3 separate regions of the Homo sapiens genome follow, and all the other regions are linked to region 2. The links are chromatin contacts, found by Hi-C or POLR2A ChIA-PET in ENCODE. All regions are on one chromosome and are shown on one strand. Each heading gives the region's core, a stretch centred on a gene start or an enhancer-like site at or near the end of the contact. The rest is flanking DNA. Distances are from core to core; before and after follow the strand shown.

What was found. Hi-C counts contacts between places; a loop is a spot of excess contacts on that map. ChIA-PET counts read pairs that join two places held with the same protein, here RNA polymerase II (POLR2A). Pooled maps may share reads with other maps.
Region 1: a map of CD8-positive, alpha-beta T cell shows a loop between it and region 2 (7-fold over the local background). The contact joins the promoter of MED23 here to the promoter of L3MBTL3 in region 2. A Hi-C loop is called at or near these places in 2 of 168 maps with a recorded cell type or tissue (CD8-positive, alpha-beta T cell and naive thymus-derived CD4-positive, alpha-beta T cell) and 10 of 50 pooled maps. POLR2A ChIA-PET finds 5 or more read pairs at or near these places in 1 of 52 experiments (GM10248).
Region 3: a loop to region 2 is called in a pooled map, with 5 times the contacts of the local background. The contact joins the promoter of EPB41L2 here to the promoter of L3MBTL3 in region 2. A Hi-C loop is called at or near these places in 2 of 37 single-sample maps with no recorded cell type and 13 of 50 pooled maps.

The regions. Positions count from the first base shown.
Region 1 is chr6:131,626,976-131,630,925 of GRCh38, forward strand. MED23 (mediator complex subunit 23) reads right to left here and starts at 1,267. Exons shown (of 29, transcript NM_004830.4): 1 at 1,036-1,267; 2 at 666-697; 3 at 421-508. The coding sequence starts at 1,074. RefSeq lists enhancers at 907-956, 1,087-1,256.
Region 2 is chr6:130,016,590-130,020,404 of GRCh38, forward strand. L3MBTL3 (L3MBTL histone methyl-lysine binding protein 3) reads left to right here and starts at 1,992. Exons shown (of 23, transcript NM_032438.4): 1 at 1,992-2,075. RefSeq lists silencers at 2,472-2,601, 3,552-3,791.
Region 3 is chr6:131,061,652-131,065,731 of GRCh38, forward strand. It overlaps EPB41L2 (erythrocyte membrane protein band 4.1 like 2), which reads right to left and starts at 1,594. Exons shown (of 20, transcript NM_001431.4): 1 at 1,504-1,594. It overlaps LOC105378004 (a long non-coding RNA gene), which reads left to right and starts at 1,752. Exons shown (of 3, transcript XR_942993.3): 1 at 1,752-1,965. RefSeq lists silencers at 1,051-1,150, 1,491-1,830.

The DNA.
Region 1 (3,950 bases), core at 17-2,516, 1.6 Mb after region 2:
TTATAGAATCTTGGTATTCCTATTGTAGCATCTTTGTATCAATGCTGTGCCAATTCCTTTATTTAGCAGAAAAATGGAATTTGTATCCTTGACAAGTAAAGCTTAACATATCTGTTTTCAAGTGTACCAAATAAATCCGAATAGGATGAAAATGATCTCAATTAATCTAACATAGGGGAGGTTTTTTTTTTTAAACATCTCACACTGTGCAGTATCAACTTGACTTCTCAACACAGGTTTTCCACTGAAATATACAAATTAAAACAAATGGAAGCCAGAATAAAAAATGATAACAATTTTATTTCTCCCTTCTCAGGAAGATCTTAAGAGCAGCATGAAAGTAAATGTTAAAAGAAAAAAAAAAAAAAAAAGAAGAGGCCAAAAATCATCAGCTGAATGTATTAAAAATGAAGCGCTCACCTGAGAAAGACCACCCCAAAACTGTCTGAAGGCCCCCAAACAGCTAATTAGTTTTGTTTTCTCATCTTCAGGAGTATCCATAAACATGCTAAAAAAATAAAAATTACATTATTTGTCATTCGTTTTAAAAAGGTAATTACACACAATCAGAATAGTGGATCTTATAACCTTCCAACACGAAACTAAGTAAAATCTGACAGACACAATCACATAAAAACACAAAACTCTGCCACGCATACACTCACCCAGGAAAAGCCTCTTCTATAACTTCCGTTTTCTGTAAAAAAAAAAAAAACAAAATGTAAACAATGTTAATTTTAAAAAGGCGCCTCCCTTAGCCAAGTATTACAATGTAACACAGGGCAAGTCACCTTAATCAGCTCTGAAACTATCAATACCTGTCTGGCCTGTCACTGTATCGATTTCAAAGGATACAATGAACTTGACAGCAGTTTGAGAATCACTAAACTTCCCCGCATACAACCTCGGTGTCAAAACAAGGGAATAAAAAGGGAGGCGTGAGAGGAGGTTGCCCAGGCCAGTTTCCTTGGTCGGCTGCCCCCGCGTCTCCCCGTCCCCAAGCCGTAGTCCTGGATGGCCGGCAGCTGCACTCACCACCACCTCTTCGAAAATGCTCTGCAGTTGCGTCTCCATCTGTACTATCACCCCCGCCTTTCCAGGGTGCCCGGCAAGGCCCGGATCAGACTCGAGCTCTGGGAATATAGGGGCAGAGGGGCGGAGACCTCTGGAGGAAACCGTAGCTCCTCGGCGTCGCTTCCTCCCCCAGCGCTTTACCTGGAGCGTTCCCTCCCGAGCCCAGCCAACAGCAGGAACCTGTACGGAAGACGGGAAGGGCCCGGTACGCGCCGTTTGCAAACCCCGCAGAAACCAGCGGCGCCACCAGAAGGTTCCGTCTGTGGAGAAGGGCGGCCCGCAAGCCGGACGAGAGCGCCCCCAAACGGAACCTTGAGCCCAAGGACCCCGGAGGCATCGTCGACCGCAGGCCGCCACCTCCCGGCTGGAGAAGGAGTTGCTTCCTGTTCGGGGCTAACCCGCTTGCAGACTGAGAAATGAAAAGTTTGGAACCCAGAAGCTGCAGCCTGCGGAAAATGCTGGAGCCGCAGCCGACACCAAGTTGATGTCTGTGAGCAGCTGACCTTCTGGACCTCCATCAGCGGCCTGCAGCCAGGAGCTGAAGCCACAGAGACGGTGTCTTCTCAGCTATGATAACCTCAGTGCAAATGTAATTGATTGACTTTTGAATGCCAAACCAATTTTGCTTCTATGGTATAAATGCTACTTGGTCATAATATATTATCCTTTTTAATATATTGCTAGATTCTATTTGCTATTATATTGTTGAGAGTATGTGTTTTTCTTCATATGCCACCATCATCACCAACCCCTAAAACATCTGTTATGTCTTGAATGATCAGCTTTCTTTGCCTCATAAAGAAAATTGTTGATGAGAGTCATAGACATCCAAAGGCCTTTCACTTCTTTGACGGTTGTGAAATGCCACAAACTGCTAAGCATGAACTACTCCTTTGTAGCTGCTAAGTGATGAGCTGATGACTCCCCATTCATGGTTTTGTTATACAAGTGTCTGACCTGGCATAAATTTAGTTTTCTAACAACTTTAATATGCACATGCAACCATGTTGTCCACACAATAGCTACTAAAAGCTGAAAAGAAATAATTCAGATTTCCTGCTGGAGAAAAACTTGAAAAGTTAGGCTTAGGGTATTGTTTGCTAGGGTTGCCATAACAAAATACCACAGACTGGGTGGCTTAAACAACAGAAATTTCTTTTCTTGTAATTCTGGAGGCTGGAAGTCTGAGGTTGAGGTTGATAGGGTTAGTTTCTATAGAGGCCTCTGTCCTTGGCTTGTAGATGACCTTCTTCTCCTTGTGTCTTCACATGGTCTTCCCTTTGTACATGTCTGTGTCGTAATTTTCTCTTCCTAGAAGGACATCAGTCAGGTTAGGGCCCATGTATCTACTCTAAAGAGCTTTAGCTTAGTTGAAGACATAGACATTTTAAACCATAATAGAGTGTGATATGTGCAATACTAGTGATGCTAATAAAGTGCCAGGGAGAAAAGGAGGAAATACAAATTTTTCTACAGAAAGGAATTTAGAAAGATACCTAGGGGAGTTTGCTTAGATTGCTGTGAACAGCATACTATAAACTGGGGGGTAATTTGAGTCTGAGCAAACTGAAAGCTGAGAATTCAGGCTTCTTGTTCCATCCTTGTCCTATCAGGATTTAGAGTGGGGGACTAAAGAGCCAACTGGAAACTCTGAGCAGCTGGGCAGGGCTTATCAACTTTGAGCATCTTTATAGTGTGTTCTGGGGACATTGTTTCTTGGAGAATCCCCAAAGTTGGTATCATCAGGTCTTTCCCCTTAGGCTGGTCTGAATCACCAAGGAAGATACATCTAATCTCTTACAAGTGGGTAAAGTTCTGACTGGCTGCCAACCTTCTTGCAGCCAAAAGGAACAAGAAGCCTGATCTCTTACAAGTGGGTAAAGTTCTGACTGGCTGCCAACCTTCTTGCAGCCAAAAGGAACAAGAAGCCTGAGTTCTCAGCGTTCAGTTTGCTGAGACTCGAATCACCCCAGTTTATAGTATGCTATTCACAGCAGTCTGAGCAAACTCACGTAGATATCTTTCTAAATCCCTTTCTGTAGAAAAATTTGTATTTCTTCCTCTTTCCTCCTGGCACTTTATTAGCACTACTAGTATTGCACAGATTACACTATATTATGGTTTAAAATGTCTACTTCTTCAACTAGACTAAAGCTCTTTAGAGTAGATACAGAAATTAAACATGCCTGCATTTCCTAACACCTGGCATAAAGTCTGGTACTTGGTGGTGCTCAGTCATTATTCATTACTTTGGGTAGAATAAAAACATCTGAAGTGCCTTTATTTTATGGACAAGACTTCCTCTGAGGTAATAGCTATTTCTGGAATGCTGGATGTAGAGAAAGATTTGGAACACCTACAAAGTTATACCTAGTAAAGTTATTATAATTTATAACAGTTGGGTTCACTGGACATTTATGTATGTGGTAGCTTATACTTCTAATGTTATTTCTGAAACCGTTACAAAATTTATTCAGCAAGTGTTCATTGAATGTCTTCTAGGTGTTGGCCACTGTGCTAGACACTAGAACAAGACTGTAAGCTCAAACTGACCTAGTTCCTGCCACCACGGAGTTGACACGGCAGAGAGGAGTTTAAAGGTTTGGGGAAATAACTTGGTTCATGCCAGGTTTCAGAGATGTAAACAGTACGTGGCCTGTACCTTCTGCTTCATGGATGGGCACCGTGGGAGCACTGTGACACTGAGCTCTACCTCGGAGAGCCCAGGCAGCATGGTTGTTTTATAATGTCTCTTCTGGAGACATCTCTAGAATTTGAGTCATAAATGAGGCCCTCATGAGTACACTAAAAATGAGAAGAGCCTATGAAAACCTGGAAAATGTTTGGAAATCCAAAGATTTCTGAGTTTCAAAATG
Region 2 (3,815 bases), core at 742-3,241:
TAATGTAAAGCCTTTCCTTATTGCCACTGGTGCTCAACTGTGTTTGCTCTACATACCTCTGCTATAACATTTTCCATATAACATTACTGTAACATAATGCCCAATTTACTACACTGTCTCTCCACCAGGCTGAATTTCTTGTAGCTGGGGCCTAGTTTTGGTCACCTGTTTATCCCCAGCACCTTGCAGAGCACTTAGCACAGGTAGGCCATTAATACACATTTATAGACTGTTGAACCAGTATCACTGAAAACATAAGTACAACAGAAATATCATCTAGAAATTATCTTGAGAGAAGGAATCTAAAATTGATTTTTCAGAAAGAGGAATCTAAAATTAATTTAGTTTCCATGGGGGCAAGGTCTTAGTTTTGTACATAGCTCATGCCCTTTCTTTCCTTCTCCTGCAGTTTGCCTTTGGCCATTTCACTGCTTATTATTCAAGGGCTAGAGAGAAAAGGAGAGAAGCTGAAATTCAGATCAGTTAATTAAGCTGTTTGGGAACAGCTCTGAAAAGGGTTGAATGTGGTGGGTGAAATCAATAGTGAACTGGTGGTTTGAGATCATCTACAGCTCTCACTACCCAGCCTTCTCTACTTCACACCCCTCAGCCAACGGCTGTTCAACGTATGAAGCATTTTATAAGTTCATTTCAGCTTCACAGGATTTGTCCGTTTGTTCTGGAGTACATGTTAAGGCATATGGCCTGATTTTTGGTTTGGAGAATTTGGTCACTACACCAACATTAGATATATCGGGTGGTCTGCTTCTATAGGGTAATTTCATGGTCCTAAGGAAAGAATTTAAGAGTTTATGTTCTGAAACTGGTTCAAGAAACATTCCTTAAGTGAAAAAATTCAATCAAGAATAATATTCCCTACACTGGAGAAGGATTTTTAATATAGAACTTCCATCTGTGATATATTTAAATTCTAGGCCTCAGGCAGCAGTTTCAGAAAAGGGCCTCCTTTACCCTTTATTAGATGCAAAATAGTCTACTCTGGGGATGGGAACTTCCTTTTACCTCCCCCCCCCCGCAAAATCTAAGACATGCTTCCCTCATTCCTAAAATCACACATGCTTTTTTTTTTCACACAGCAAACTCTGCTATTGACATCAAAATGTTTATCAAAACTTTAATTACTCGAATTATTTTGTAAGTACTCCTATTAAGTGGAAAAGACCAGTGAAGCTGTCCAAACGGCGGCCCGCAGTCAATGCGCCGAAAGCTGTCAATACTGAAATGTAATACTCTCTTGATCTAGTTTTGACGCTTTAACAAAGACAGGTTTTGCCATTTAGGACCGCTCAGCCATCTTGACTGAATACCTTAAGAGGGTAGTCCTGGACCTGCTTATTGCCAAGGGACTTTCACAGTGTTCTAAGTTACTGTAGGAATCTCAGCCTATTACTCGACAGAGGCCTAACATGTTGGAGCTGTCAATAAAGATCCGCACTTAGGAAGCGGAAAGAAGGCACAAGTTTTATATGCACACTTTCTTTATTATGCATTGTTCCAGCCATCAAAGAGAGGGAGATTGTACTCTCCCAAAGCTTACAACTTTGTTACTTTTCATGACCTGTAGCATGTATTTAGCCTTTGGGCAGTGTTTGTGCAAGACTAAGGCCCACTCTTTAATGGCTGAATGCATACATTTCACAGCACATGGTGGATTCGCTGCTCTGAGAATTGCCTTTAAAAAAAGTAAAGTGAAAAATAGACAAAGAAATCTGGAACCTTAGCAGTGTTTCCTATTTGTTTGGACTGTTCTTGAACCAGCTCTGAGGCGGTGACCGGGCTATTGAAAAGATGCACCTGAAACAGGATCTGCGGGCAGCTGCATTTGCCACCCGGCTTTATTGCTGCTTTCCAGCGGCGAAGGCGCAGCAGCAGTAACAGGGAAGCCAGAGCGAGCCTCCCCGGCAGCGGCGGCGGCGGCGGCGGCACCGGCACCAGCGCAGTTTCCCCTCTCCCCAGCCCTGACTCTACGCGCACATGCGCATTGCGCCCGCAGCCCTGGACCATTTGTCAGGACTACTCGTGAGACGGAGAAAAAAAAAAGAGAAAATTTGGGGGTAAGAAGCGGTTGATCGGATCTAATCTCTAATTAATCTGAAGATTTGTCCGTGCAAAAGCCATTCATTTATTTTTCTGGGTGAGGATGAAAGTTAAGAGCCCTATAGAGGGAAGGAAGCGCACCCTCGTCTTGTGAAACAGATCAGGGGAGGGGAGGGACAGAAGGGGTTTCTCCCCCACTTCTCTGCGCCTCTGGGAAAGAGGAGAAAACTTAATCCCGGGGAAAAAAGTGGGCAAGTGACTCGGAAACGGCTGGAGGGGGAGTCTCTGGGCATCTCACTCTGAAGTAGTGAGTGCGAGTGTGAAAGAGGAACAAAAGAGAGAGAAAAGAGAAAGGAAAAAATGGGGGGAGGAGAGACTTGTATTTTTTTCTTTGCGCGCACACGGGGAAGGGTGTGGGGGGCCGTGCGGAAGGGAGCCGGGGCGAGGCGGCCGCGTTGGGCTCAGGCTGGCGCGCAGGCGGCGGGATGCGTGTGGCCCCCTCCCCCGCGCCCCCCGAGCTTGTCACTTTGGTCGCTTTCGTGACACCGGGCGCGGGGTGGGGGAGCGCGGCGGCGCCGGGCTCCACCGGGGTGCGTGTCCGGGTGGGCGCCGCGGAGCCGCAGCCCAGGCGGCGAGCGCGGCCGCCGAGGCGGGGGGCGCCGGCGGGGGGCGCGGGGGCGGCCGGGGCCGCGGATCGGTGCGGCGGGAGGCGCGAGCCCCGCGCGCCGCCCCTGCGGCCCCCTCCGCCCGTGTGGCCTTTGTGCCGGGCGCGCACCGGAGAGCGAGCGAGCGGGCGGGCGAGCGCGAGAAGTACAAGTACGGGAGACCGAGGCAGTGGGAAAAGAGGCCGGGCCACTTTCTCCCCTTTCGGGCTGCGGAGAATGGACTGGTTGAATGTGCAGGCGCGTCTCCCCGGCGTGTGCTGTGTGTGTGCGCGGCGGAAAGGCCTGCCCGACTCCCACCGCGCACACGCACACTCACACGCACGCACACACACGGACCCGCGGCGGGGCTCGGCGGCCGAGAGTTTGCGTGGCTTCCTCGCCGCCTCCCTCTTCCCAACCGAGTGTGTGAGAATTTCATATAGATCAGCTCCAATTTCCGCCATTTTGGGAAAGTTGCACAAAAATAAACCCTCCGGTTTATTTCTGCCCGAGGCAGGAAAGTGCTTTGGGAAGCGAGGCGGCGCGGGCCCGCGGCGGCCGTCCGCGCGGGAGAGGGCGCGGGCCGCGGGCCGGGCCGGGAGCCCGCGCCGTCGCGGCGTTCGCCCCGCGCCGTGCCGCGCCGCGCCGGCCCGGGTGCGGGCGCGGGCGCGGGCGTGTGTCGGGAGGCGGCGGCGGCGGTCGCGGCGGCGGCGGCCGCGCCGGGGCGGCGGGCTTGTGGGGGGAGGGTGGGGGCGGCGCGGGGCTGCTTTTCCTGCAACTTGTTTACGCCTGCCTTATTCTGGGGAGGAAAAGAGGGGTCGGGGCCGGGGCCGGCGCCGGGGCCACCGCCCGCCTCGCGCCGCGTGTGTGTGCGGTTCCGGAATAATGGGCTTTGCACACTCGCGTCCTGGGCCCCGCGGGCCGTCCTCGCGCCGCGGCGGCGGGGCGGGGGGAAGTAGAGGCCGGCGGGGGTGGGGATCGGGAAGCGCAGGAGCCGAGGCATCCGCCGCGCGCCCCGCGAGCTGGTGGAGTGTGGGGGCCGCCGGGCGGGGAGAAAAACTTGAGAGCCCTGGAAGGGGAGGAGGGCACGGTGGCACGGGCGGGGGGAGGGCG
Region 3 (4,080 bases), core at 344-2,843, 1.0 Mb after region 2:
CTTGAGAATTCTAAATCCTAGCCCCTGCAGCATAGAAACTGACTCAGTTTCCCTCAACTGCTAAGTCCAAGGTGAAATCTGACAGAACACCAACTGAAATGCTAATTCTCAACAGCGTTATAAAGAGACCAGATAAATAATGTATTCCGTTGAAAAAAACAATAAAAACGTAGGGTGGGGGAGGAAATAAAGACTGAAAAACTGAGGGGAAAACCGCGAAAGTCGTTTTTTTAAAACAGCTTAAATAACAGTAACAAGAGGAACAAGACGCCTGGCACACACATGCCATTTCAGAGGCAAGAAGTTCAAGAAACTGGGGAAAGATGTGATTCAGAAAAGCGAAAATATAGCCACAGCTCCTCTAGATTCCACCTTCTCTCCCATCCACCCAGGGATCTTAAAATTAAGGGCAGCTGTGGTGTTGATGGGGCAATTCAATGAAAGACTACCCGGGTCCGTAGGGAGGGCTCCATACGCAGACCCCTCCCCAAAATAATAGACTCTAGGCAGTAGTTCTTCTCACCAAACCTCATTTTATTTATACATATATATAAAAAAAAAAACTTGACCTCAGGGGAGGTGAGCGATCTAGAGAAGCATAACTGATGTCCCACCACAGACCTCAGGCTGCTGGGGGCAGCGTCTGCGCCTGGGGATGGCGTCCCCAGACGCCGACTTCAACCCTGTCGCGCTCCTTTAGGTTCTCCTCGCCCTTCCCCGCTGCTCACCTAAAAATGCTCCCAACCCTCGGCCCCCAGGCGCAGGAGGAGAAAAAACAAGCCATCTGTGGTGAGATGGCCTGGGTGTGGGAATTGTAAGGATCGGAGCACGAAACACGCGTCCCTCTCCGCAGCTCCCAGACGGCGCAGGCGGCAGCTGGGGGCGCGGACGCGAGCCTACAGCGGGCCCGACCCGCACCGCGCGTGGGGCTGGCGCGCCGCCCTCGCCCGGCTTCCCGCAGTCCCCACGCGCGCGGCCGGCCCGCGCTTCCCCTCCTAAAACCTTCCTCCTGAAGGGCGACGCCGCGGCCGACCCCCTCCCCGCGGGGGGGATGGAGCCGGATTTTTCCCGCTGTTGCTCCACGGGGCCCGGACGCGTGACCTGAGCCCACGGCACCCCGGGGGGGACGGCGTCCTCCCCGTGCCCCCGCCTTTCCTGGCTCCGCCGGGACGCGGCCCCGGTCCCCCGGAAGAGGGAAGAGGGGGACCGCGGGGAGCAGCGAAGCCGGGATCCGGCCCGGAGCAACAGGACCCGGACCCCCGGGCAAGAATCGGGTCGGGCAGAGACCGGGAAGGAAAGGAGAGAGGGAGCCGCAGAAAATCCCAAAGCCGGGCCCCCTCTCCCCGCCCCCCATCCCGGTGGGACCGTCCCGCCACCGCTTCCTGCCCGGAATCAGCTTCCCAGCTGCAGCCAGAGGAAAAATCTGAGCCGCCCCTGCAACCCCACACTGACCAGTCGCCCGGCCCGTGCAGCCCCGCACGCCTCCTTACCCCGACGCCGTACCTCAGGAGCTCGCTCGCCGCGGGACCCGTCCCTCTTCAGTCCCAGCCGCCGGCAGCCGCGCCTGCCTCCTCCCTCCGCTAGGTTTCAAATTGAAATTCCCTGACTGGGGCCGTCAGAGGACTCTGAGGGCCGGCCCCGCCCCCTCGCGGCGGAAGCCCCTCCCGCGACCCCGCCGGACGAGCCCCCGGCGCGGAAACCCCCGCGGGCGGTCCCGCCCCCGACGCCCAGGCCCCGCCCCTGCGCGGGCGGGGGACCTTTCCCGCGGGATTCGGCAAGCGCGGCCGCGGAGACCCGGGGGTGGAGGACGTCTTTCGCCCTCAGGGCAGCCCGGATGACAGCTAATGCGCCTGGGCAAGGCGTTCTCAACTGCGATTCCCGGCCTTAAATGTCCTCTCAACTTTTAAAAGTTATTTATTCAAAGTGCATTTGCTGACTAAACCTTCACTGAGCGCCTTCCTAGAGGTAAACACTGGAGCAGAGCCTGGAGATGCAGAATAAGGAAAACTGGGTCTCCCTCAGTCTAGAGTGGAAAAAGTGCTTTCACAGGAAGGGCATTGAAAAGGAACCATTTATTCTTCCTGTGGGAGGGACAGGAGGGGTTGGGGAAACCCCGTGGAGGAAAGGCCTCCCCAGAGTAAGTAGGATTTCTCTGGGCAGAGGCCTGGGAATCTGGATTGCAGAGCATGACCACGGGTGAAGAAGAGTCTGGAAAAAACCTAGTTTGGGGCTAAATTGTGGAAAGCCACAAGCACACACACGCTACCCTTCTGGTTCTTTTCTTTTGTACAATGAGGTCAATATGTTTCAGATTCAATATATTTCATCTTTTGAAGGTTTGCACGTCAAGCTGGTGTCAAACAACGTGTCCAGCTCACTGCCTCCAGCATCTGCCTCACACGCACCTCTTATCCCTTTTACTCCTCCCACTTTTATTGAGGTCTTTAGTGATTCCACCACAGCCAAAGTCGTCTCCCTTTCTTTCCTAAACAGAACCTTTTCCAAAATTAACAATGTCAAATGAAACCTCAGTAACAATACCTTCCAGTTAACAAAATACATTCACATATTTTATCATCATTTGATCCTCACAATCACCCTATGAAAAAGGCAGGCACGTTTGAGCTCCATTACATCAAAAAGATTTGGGAAGATAAATTATTTGCCAAGGTCCTTCTAGTAAATAATACAAATAATAATAGTTAAGGTTGATTGTGTGCTTTATGTGCTAGGCATTGTTCTAAGTCCCTTACATGTATTAATTTAATCACAATCCCATATGCTAAGTATACAAGTTAAATTTTATAAGGTGTGCTAAAACAGAGCAGAAATCTGATTAGACAGCAATTCTGGTAAAGGAGACCTGGGAATTTAATGAGAAAATACTATTATTTTCTCATAATAAGAAATATGCAGCAGATTTACAACGAAACTAATGAAACAAACTTCGGGATCTCTCATTTTCACAAGCCTTGAAACTAACTTTATAATTTTGTATTTCATTTTGTGTTTTTTAAAGAGTCCCTAAAGTCATATAAGCTTTTGGGCCCATAAAACATTGAACCACCCTGATGGAGCCCCCTTTAAAATGCTAGTGCAAAATAACATAAATATAGGCATAGTTAATAAAATATAATGCCCTTCTCATAAGAAAGGATATGCTTACTATACTCTGCGTTGAAGTACATGAATCACTCCTATATGCCACCTCTTAAGAAGAAATTTTTCCCTCCAAAAGAAAATATTGATAAGCTAAATTATAACCATAAATGGGTGACCTTGAAAATGTGGGAACCAGCAAGATTTAGCCTAAAGAGATGATTAAAGGTGATAAAAAGGTTGTCAAATGTATAAAGGCTATTGTGTGAAAGAAGAATTGAACTCTGTTTTTGGACACAGCCTTACATAGCCCTGGCATTTTAATGGAATGGAACAGATTCAGTGAGGACCTAGCAGGAACTGAGGGCAGAAAAATCAAGTCCCAGAAGCTATAAGGAAGTGAAGAAAACTGATGGAAGTGGCATCATAGAGATTTAGCAAACAACAGGTGGTAGTCCAGACAACCAGGGAAGTCTAACAAGAAGAGAAGAGGGGTTTGAACAGAAAGAAGGACAAAGTCCTGGAATAGGTGACATCCAAAGACTCAGGCAGGCGGAAGCACTGTCAGGACTACCAGGCTGCAGTTCAAGGGCAGAATGTTAATCCCCAGGAAAACACTCTAGGTAGAACAAGATTGGGTCTTCCTGCTAGACACACTGTAGTAACAGGCAAAGGACTGACACAGAGAACAAGAGAAGAATATAGGTACTAGTCCTGAGAGCTACCACATCCAAATTTACCATAATAGCCTCAATCCTGGGCACTATGTGCAAGCAAAGTTAGTCTGGAAGTATGGACTAGAAATGTACCCAGGACCTCCTTAGTGCCCTTACTTACCAACTCACCCCCATAGGCGTGGCCTCTGGAAGAGCTTGATCTCACTATATCCATGAGTCATCATTTTATCTTTGTGCCTTCTGTGTGCCAAGCCCAAACCAGGTTGGAGTGGCTCTGGGTTGAGGACCTGCCCTTCCTTTACGT